Regions from separate parts of the Homo sapiens genome. Here region 2 is linked to region 1. A link is a contact called in ENCODE Hi-C data. All regions are on one chromosome and are shown on one strand. The core of a region is the stretch at or near the end of the contact, and the rest is flanking DNA. Distances in the headings are between cores, read along the strand shown. Region 1 overlaps NDUFA6-DT (NDUFA6 divergent transcript). Region 2 has its middle 44 kb from the start of TCF20.

Region 1 (4,535 bases), core at 1,295-3,794:
CTCCAGCCTGGGCAACAGAGAAAGACCTTGCCTTAAAAATAAAAAATATAATAATAGGAATGCAAAATCTAATCAAAGTATAGAAGCTAAACTTGAAAAAAATATTTTCCAGAAAGAACAGAGAAGAGGTCAGGAGCTCCAACAGCTAAATTGTTGTTTAGATGTTTCTGAAACAGGCAGCAGAGACAACAGACTAGGAGGCAAGGAAAGATGTCTAATAAATACGTTTCTTTTTTGTCAAGACAAGTTCTCACAGAGGAAGAACATGAGTTTCCAGTAGAGAAGGAAACACCAAGTGTTCATGACAATGAATGAAGGGGACCCAGCCCCAATTTTGTTGTCAAGAAATTTCACAACACTGAGGACAGAGTGGAACCCAAAAACTTCCAGAGAGAAAAAAGTCTGAGCTTCAGGAATTCAATATTCATCAGACTTCTCAACACCAACCTTTGAAGCTATAAGATAATGAAGACCTTCAAAATCTGAGAGAAAATATTTCCAATCTAGAATTCTATACCTAGCCAAATGCTATGCAAGTATGAATTGAGGTCTTTTCGGATACATAAATGTCTCAAGACTACCCCTCAGGAAGCAACCGGAGGTTGTACTTCACTAAAATAAAGGAGAAATAGAAAAGAAGATAACATGGGACCCAGCACAACAGGCAGGGAGAGCCCCTGAGCATAAGGGTGAATGGGGAGCTCAGGAGGACAGCTGGGCAGCAGACCTCCAGGGTGCCCCATCCAGATGGAATCAGGGAGATGGAGGGCTCCTGAGGTATGTCTCCATGAAAATGATCATATGGAGAAATGACGTGATCTGTCTAAATGTACTGCAAAGAGATTTCTATTTTTGGCAGAAAATTTGGATGAATTAATTATATAATAGATGCACAAAAAACTAAAGAAAGAGAAGAAGAAAAACTAAAATCATGACTCAACTGGGACTACTGTCTACATTTTTTGTTTTGAGAAAGAGTCTTGCTCTGTTGCCCAGACTGGAGTGCAGTGATCACGTTTCATTGCAGCCTCCACAACCTGTGCTCAAGTAAGTGACTCTCTTACCTCAGCCTCCTTAGTAGCTGGGATCACAGGGCACCACCACACTCAGCTAATTTTTTTTTTTAAATAGACAGTGTCTCCCAATGTTGTCCAGGCTGGTCTCGAAGTCCTGGACTCAAGCGATCCTCCCATGTTGACCTCTCAAGTAGTTGGGATTACAGTCATGAGCCACTGTGCCTGACCTAGCTAATTTTTTTCTGATTTATTTATTTATTTTTTGTACAGAGTCTCACTATGTTGACCAGGCTGGCCTGGAACTTCTGAGCTCAAGTGATCCTCCTGCCTTCGCCTCCCAAAGTGCAGAGATTATAGGTGTAAACTATCACGCCTGGCCTGTTTACATAGTTTAATAATGTAAATCTTCAATACCGATCTAATAAAAATTGAAATATGCCTTTTAGAATGGCTTTCAAAGATAACAAATGCTGGAGAGGATGTAGAACAACTGGAACCTCTCGGTTATTGCTGGTGAGACAGCCGCTTTGAAAAAGTTTGAGTTTCTTACAAAATTAAACTTACACTTACACTTACCATATGACCCAAAAATTCCACTGCTTGCTCTTTACTCAAGTATAAGGAAAATCTATGTACACACAAAACTTGTACGTGAATATTTATTAATAGTCATTTTATGCCCCAAACTAGAAATAGTCCAAATGTTCTGGAACATCCATACAACGGACCACCACTCAATAAAAGGAACAAACTACGGATACACGTGACTAGATGAATCTCAAATGCTTTGTGCTAAGTAAAATAAACCAGACTGAAAAGGCTACCATACGTTTCCATTTATATGACAATCTTGCAAAGTCAAAACCACAGGAACAGGAAACTGTTCACTGATTGCCAGGGTGTGGGAGTAGGAGGAAGGGCTGACTACAGGTGACTATGGAGGATTTTTTTTTTTCTGAGACGGAGTCTCTGTCGCCCAGGCTGGAGTGTACTGGCACGATCTCGGCTCACTGCAACATCCACCTCCTGGGTTTAAGGTATTTTTAGTAGAGACGGGGTTTCACTATGTTGGCCAGGCTGGTCTCAAACTCCTGACCTCAGGTGATCCACCCGCTTCGGCCTCCCAAAGTGCTGGGATTATAGGCGTGAGCCACCGAGGCCAGCCACTTTTTTTTTTTTTTAAAGACAGAGTCTTGCTGTGTCACTCAGGCTGGAGTGCAGTGGCGTGATCCCAGCTCACTGCAGCCTTAACATCCTGCACTCAAGTGATCCTTCTACCTCAGCTTCCTGAGTAGCTGGGACCACAGGCACACCTCACCACACCCAGCTAATTTTTAATTTTTTTGTAGAGACAGGGTCTATGTTGCCCAGGCTGGTCTTGAACTCCTGGGCTCCACCAATCCTGCCTTGCCCTCCTCACAGTGCCCGGCCCTTAGATTCTCTCTTTAACCTCTAACTCCACCCCGTCTTCCTCACTTTCAGCAGAGAGCATAGGCACCATCAGATGGGCATTTCCTCAACTTGCTGCCACCAAACCCATTCACTCACCGGCTTCTCATAGGCCATTTCCTCTTCCAGGGGATGAGGGGAGGAGGCTCCCCTCCCTCTCCAAAGCTAGCCCTACTCCTGTGCCCCATTTCATCTGGTCTTCTCACCTGGGCATTTGGAGATCTCGTCTCACCTCAATATTCTCCTTTTCCTTTTTTCTGGCTCCTTCCATCAGCATCTAAACACATTGCTGATCTCTTCTATTAAAAAGAAAAAAGCCCTTCTCCCTTGAACCCATATTCCTTCTCCAGCTAGCGTCCTGACCCCTACCCTTCACACCAGTCTCCTGAGAGCGGTGTTGGCAGGGGGGTGTGTTTACTGCTTTCTACCTCTCCCGCGCTCCACAACCCACTTCAACCTGCATCTGTCTCCATAAGCCTCTGAAACCCCTCTCACTGAGGTCACCAGTACGCTCCTAGTCACCAAACCCAGATGACTCTTTCCTTTTTTTCTTTTTTTTTTTTTTTTTGAGACGGAGTCTCGCTCTGTCGCCCAGGCTGGAGTGCAGTGGCGTGATCTCGGCTCACTGCAAGCTCCGCCTCCCGGGTTCACACCATTCTCTTGCTTCAGCCTCCCGAGTAGCTGAGACTACAGGCGGCCCGCCACGAGGCCCAGCTAATTTTTTTGTATTTACTAGCAGAGGCGGGGTTTCCCCATGTTAGCCAGGATGGTCCTGATCTCCTGACCTCGTGATCCGCCTGCCTCGGTCTTCCAAAGTGCTGGGATTACAGGCATGAGCCACTGCACCCGGCCCCAGCTGACCCTTTCTTTAACGACCTCGCCTTTTCTCTTGGCTGCTTGACCTCTCATGCTCTGGTTTTCCTCCTGCCTCCCACTCCTCTCTCTCTCTATCTCTCAGTCTCTATCTCTGTCTCTCTTTCTGTCTCTGCCTCTCTCAGTCTCTATTTCTGTCTCTGCCTCTCTCAGTCTCTATTTCTGTCTCTGCCTCTCTCTGTGTATCTCTATCTGTCTCTCTCTCTGTATCTCTGTCTCTCTCTGTATCTCTAGCTCTGTCTCTATCTCTGTCTCTGTCTCTGTCTATCTCTCTGTATCTCTAACTCTGTCTCTGTATCTGTTTCTGTCTCTCTATCTCTCTTTGTCTCTCTGTCTCTCTCTGCCTAAATCTCAGTGTCAAGTGTTGCTCCATGTCCTGCTGACGACAAAGACTCTGAACTTCCACCTCAGACACTCACTTCTAGGCCTTTGCATGTGCTGTTATCTACCTAGAATGTGTTTCTCCATGGCTTTCAGGAGGGCTCCCCTGACTACCTGAGTTCACGTGGGGTGGCCCTCCTCAGTGCTCTTAGGGTACTGTACTGTCCCCTGACTGAGGGACCACTTTAGGTCCGTCCACTGTCAAACCCCCAGTAGCTGCCCCTATGCGTGGGACACAGCAAGAGCTAAGTAACCAAATGAATGATTACATGGCTGTGGTTCATCCTAGTGCTTAAAGCCATGATCAGAGTTGAAAAGTTGCTGTATCTTATTCAGATTTCTACTAGCAACATATTCAATAGTAAGCTTTGTTAGTCATCTATAACCCGGTGTAAGTGAAGTTATCAGGTCTTTTTCTGGGAGGAGGTTTAGAGGAGGAAAGGAGAGAGAATGAGTCCTAAAGGAGAGAAGAGGAGTAGAAGGGGCATGTCAAGTAGAAAAGGATGTAGAAAAGGTAGGCTTGGGGTAAAAAGATAATTTTCACCTGCTTGGGTGGTTTATTGAGGGCAGCCTTTTAGGCCTGCTTACCAAAGAGGCCAGTCTTGATGACGCTAGAAATTTGCAGATAATCCTTTTACCATATCAGTGTCAGGCAGCTTATCCACCTCCTCTTGGGCTCTATGACCAAACCCAAGAAGAGCACTGAGGCCCAGCTAAGTCTGGGAGTTCAGTGCACAGGCCCCCCCTTTCGCACAGAGAGTGGTGTCTATGTGTGACATCGTGTCTTAGGGGGGCTTTATGACAGGACAACCTCTT
Region 2 (4,535 bases), core at 1,283-3,782, 190 kb before region 1:
GCGAATCGCTTGAACCTGGCAGGTGGAGGAGGAGCCTCTGCCCACCTCGCCCTTCTCTGACCCTCCAGGCTCTGACAGATTAACTTGTGGGCCAGTCTGTCTCCTTGAGTATGTGTGGTGTGCCCCTGCTGCATGGGTGCAGGGAAGGCCCAGGGGACTGAACTGAGCAGAGACTCCCATGCTAGTGCTCTTTTGGGTGTCACATTTTCACAGGGTCAGCGTTTGGGAGCATCTTCTCATCACCACTCTGGCCCTGGAAGCCTGCAGGCACTTTGCAGTCTTTATTCCATTTGTGCCTGGTGACTTTCCTAGCCTGCAAACCTGCCTGGGTCCCTTCTTCCTTGGAAGCTGCCAGGGCTCCCTGGTGCTCGGATAAAGTCCAAATCCTGCCTTGATGTGGCCTCTTGTCTTTAAATCTTTTTTTTTTTTTTTTTTTTTTTGAGACAGAGTCTTGTTCTGTCACTCAGACTGGAGTGCAGTGGCGCGATCTCAGCTCACTGCAACCTCCGCCTCCTGGGTTCAAGCGATTCTCCTGACAACGAGTAACCTGGATTACAGGCATGCACCACCACGCCCAGCTAATTTTTTGTATTTTTAATAGAGACGGGATTTCACCATGTTGGCCAGGATGGTCTCAAACTCCTGACCTCAAGTGATCCACCCACCTCGGCCTCCCAAAGTGCTGGGATTACAGGCGTGAGCCACCACGCCCAGCCTTGTCTTTATATCTTTACTCCTGCTGTTCCCTCTGCCTGGATGCCTTTCTTGTCTCCTCCACCTGGGGCTACCTCTGGTTCATCTGCCACTCTAATGATGCCTCCTCTGGGTAGTCCTCTCTGACCAGCCCTGTCCCAGGATGGTAGATGTCTTATGTGCCCCCCTCTCTGGCCCCCTAGGCTTCCCTCATTCATGGCACTGTCCACACCTTCCTGAAGCCACCAGCTTCAGTGAGGAAGTCTCACTCAGTGTTGGCCCCATGGCCAGCCCAGGACTTTGCCCAGAGGTAGAACCAGTGAAAGTTTGTTGAGTGAATAGGCAAGGGAGTGGATGTTGCTCTTCCTGCCTATGTCCAGCCCATTCCACCTGCCTGGGCTGCCCTCCTTTCCTCTCTTACCCTGTGTGCCTGGCCTGGATACCCCAGCTTCAAGCTGCCTGTCCTTCAGAGAGTCCTTCCTCTCTGAGCCTGTCCTCACCTGCAGCCCACCTGCCATGAGGACCCCAGATGGAGCCCACTGTGGTGCCTCTCCTGCACCCCCAGCATGGTGTGTGAGCACCCTGGGGCTCCCACTGGCTTCTCCCACTTTTCATTGCTTCAGGCCCCCATTAGGTGGCTGGTGATTGCTGACAGACTGAACTGTTCCAGAACCTCCCCTGTCAGGACTGCCCTGGGGAAATCTCTAGAGGTGTCCACAGCCTCCTGTCTGCCCCCTCCCTGCTTGGGTCTCCTCAGACCATTCCTTGATTCCAGGTTTCTGAAAAATTGTGTGAAAACTGGCTTTGTGTCATCAGATCCAATTTCCTGCCACCTCTTACTTTTAAAGGAGGCACAGCCAGTTTAAAACAAAAACATCCTGCTGTGGTGTGAGCTGAAGACTTTGGGCCAGGAGGCTGGGCTGTGAGGGCCTTCCGCTCTGCCACCTCCCCTCATTCAGCCGCTCCCCTCCTCCCTGGGTCGGGGCTGGAGGGAGGGGTTCTGGAGCCCAGGTTTTCGTGCCCCTGCCCTCTTTATTGTTGTTGAATCCCCTCTCCAGATGCTGCTCCAGAATCCTCTCTGAAGTTTCTAGAGTTCATTCTTCCTTCCTTCATTCAGCAGACATCCACCGGGTGCTTGCACTGTGCCAGTCAGCACTGGGCTTGTGGGCACAGAGCAGACAGGAGGGGTGCAGGGCAGGACCCCCTGTTCTCCCTGGGAGAGGCGGGCTCCCTGCTAGCCCTCAGCCCTTGGCTTGGGCCTCCTGGGTGCAGGACCTGCGGGTTCCTCTTCCCGCCTGGTAATTGCTAGCTCCCCGGCTCTGGGAAGCAGCTGGGTCAGGTGTGGGCTGCCTGCCCACATGCCTGGCCGCCTGCCCGCCTGCCGCAGGAGGCATCGATGCCTGGGATTCAAGCTCCTCCGAGGGCCTGCGATGTGGCCATGGGGAAATCATTTTCTGACAATGGCCATCAATTTCGCTGAGAGCCCATCGGCGCTCTGGCAGCCTGTCCCCCGGCAGCGGCAGCTGGTCCGTGTCAAGCCCCCAGGTGTCCTGATGACAGAAGCGATTCGCATTAGGCATCTGCCCCAGAGCACACATCCGGAAGAGACGGATTCTGGCCAGTTCCAGACATGCACCACATCACCTCCAAGTTTATCTTCAGGTCCTTGGGTTAGCGGAGATGTCTTCTCTCTGCCCTGGAGTGGCCACAAGGGGCCCCTATAGGGCAGCCCCAGCCTCAGGAACGGGGCTCCCTGCTGAGCCTGTATCTGCCTTGTTGCAGGCGCTATGTAGGCACAAAGGTCACAGCTCTGAACACAGCAGACAGAGCACCTGCCGTTGCACTGAGAAGGGAAGGACAGGAAGGAGGCAGTCACGCACAGATCTTGGGAAAGAGCATTCCAGGCAGCGGGAACAGCCGGGGCAAAGGTGTTCCCTGAGGCGGGGAATTCTGTTGGCCCGGCGCGGTGACTCACGCCTCTAACCTCAGCACTTTGGGAGGCCGAGGCGGGCAGATCACTTGAAGTCAGGAGTTTGAGACCAGCCTGGCCAGCTTGGCGAAACCCTGTCTCTACTAAAAATACAAAAGTGAGCTGGGCGTGGTGGCACACTTGTGTAATCCCAGCTACTCGGGAGGCTGAGGCGGGAGAACTGCTTGAACACAGGAGGTGGAGGTTGCAGTGAGCCAAGATCGTGCCCCTGCACTCCAGCTGGGGCGACAAAGCGAGACTCTGTCTCAAAAAAAAAAAAAAAAAAAAGAAAGAATTCTGTTGAGGCTGCAGTGAGCCTCAGGTGTCTTGGGGACATCCAGGGTCCTAACAGAACCCCAGAGGTATCCACAGGAAAGTGAGTTGCATTCTGGCAGATGATCGAGGCACCCCCTGGAGGAGGTGGTGTGAGGCAGGAAGCAATGTGAAGGAAGGCTGAGAGGGTAATGGGAGAGTGCAGCGGGCAGGGCTCTGCTCGCAGCTGCAGGGGCCTTTCCTGACTTGTGGAGAGGATGCTGTATTGCACGAGGCAGGTCTAGGCACCTCTGGCTCTCAGAGGCCTTTGAGAACCTCGCCTTGTCCATGCTATGGGGTCAGCGGGATTGGGTTGAGACCCTACTGTGCACCAGGGGGTTCGCCTGCATCCTAGCAGCTGTCTCCATTTATTGCAGGCCTACTGAGTGCCAGGCACTGAAGAAGCTCTTGGCCTATGGTGTGACACAGCCCACAGGTGGGCATTAGCACCTGCACTCCCAGGTGGGGAAGGTGAGGCCCAGAAAAGTCCGGAGGCTTGTCCAGGGTCCACAGTATGGTGATGGTGTGACTCAGGCTGGGGAGCCTGAGCTGGGAAGATTGCAAGAAGCTGGTTGTCCTGAGCATTCCTGGACAGGAAACAGTGAGCCACCCCCAGTACTGGAGCTGGCTCCCCAGGACCCAGCTTCGTCCTCAAGGCACCTTTCCCCTGGGCTCTGCAGACGTGGGCCTTGAGGCCTGGGCATTGGGCATGCAGGGCACTAGATTGGGGCCCCATGCTTTCACCTGTGGCTCAGACAATGGGGAGAGGAGGGAGATACTCTATGAGCTTCCAGGGACTTGCAGCTCCTGGCTCTTCATGAAGGGATGACCAGTCACATCTTGCAGATGGGGAGCCTGAGGCTCAGCAGGGATGGGGGGTGACCGGGACCTGACAGCAATGGGATTGCCAGGCCAGGGCGGCAACAGGTCTGTCTGTCCCCACAGCCCACTCCACACCCTGGGGAATGGGTGATAATAGAGCTGGCTCTGAACGTGGGTCATCACCTTGGGCTTTGATCCCCATAGTGGTTTTGTGGGTAGTGTGGATTCTAGAATCCAAGCTCCCCCAACCCTCATTCCCCCAGGCCCGCCTCCATAGCTCCTTTTGTATATTCCTCTGAGGCCTGGGGCCCCACCTGGCCTGGCTCCATCAGACCCCCTCAATAAGGTCAAGTCCAGCCAGGGAACCCATTTATTCTACCAGCTACACCCATGGGGATCTCATTCTCAGCAGCTGCTGGTCTAGACAAGGCAGGGCCATGTCTGTGTGGGCTGTCCTGGTACCAGGCAGGTGGCCCGCTGACTACTGGGGGACCAGTCAGGAGGGGCAGTGGCAGAGTCCTTGCTGCTGTAATCCCCACAGCTGCTTACTCATTCACTCATCCATGATGGCACCTTCTCGGCATTGGAGAGTGCCCTTCTTCTGTAGCTCCTGCACCTGGTGTAATGTTGGCCATATAGTACATACCCTATCACTACTTCCTGTCTCTGCAAGGTGATTTCTAAGTCCTAGGAGCAACCTTCCCCATCCTCCATGTCTTCCTCCTTCTCTGTTGCCTTT

The links. Hi-C counts contacts between places; a loop is a spot of excess contacts on that map. Pooled maps may share reads with other maps.
Region 2: a loop to region 1 is called in a pooled map, with 3 times the contacts of the local background. The contact joins two enhancer-like sites. A Hi-C loop is called at or near these places in 5 of 50 pooled maps.

The regions. Positions count from the first base shown.
Region 1 is chr22:42,118,265-42,122,799 of GRCh38, reverse strand. All of the region lies in intron 3 of NDUFA6-DT (NDUFA6 divergent transcript), which reads right to left. Among named protein-coding and RNA genes, the nearest start is that of CYP2D6, 10 kb to the left of the region's middle. Within about 2 kb of position 2,544, at least 6 of the 41 ENCODE cell types and tissues checked have a DNase peak (open chromatin) inside an H3K27ac peak, as active enhancers do.
Region 2 is chr22:42,312,013-42,316,547 of GRCh38, reverse strand. It overlaps a transcript of TCF20 not described here. Among named protein-coding and RNA genes, the nearest start is that of TCF20, 44 kb to the right of the region's middle. RefSeq lists enhancers at 1,017-1,846, 2,678-3,507. Within about 2 kb of position 2,532, at least 10 of the 41 ENCODE cell types and tissues checked have a DNase peak (open chromatin) inside an H3K27ac peak, as active enhancers do.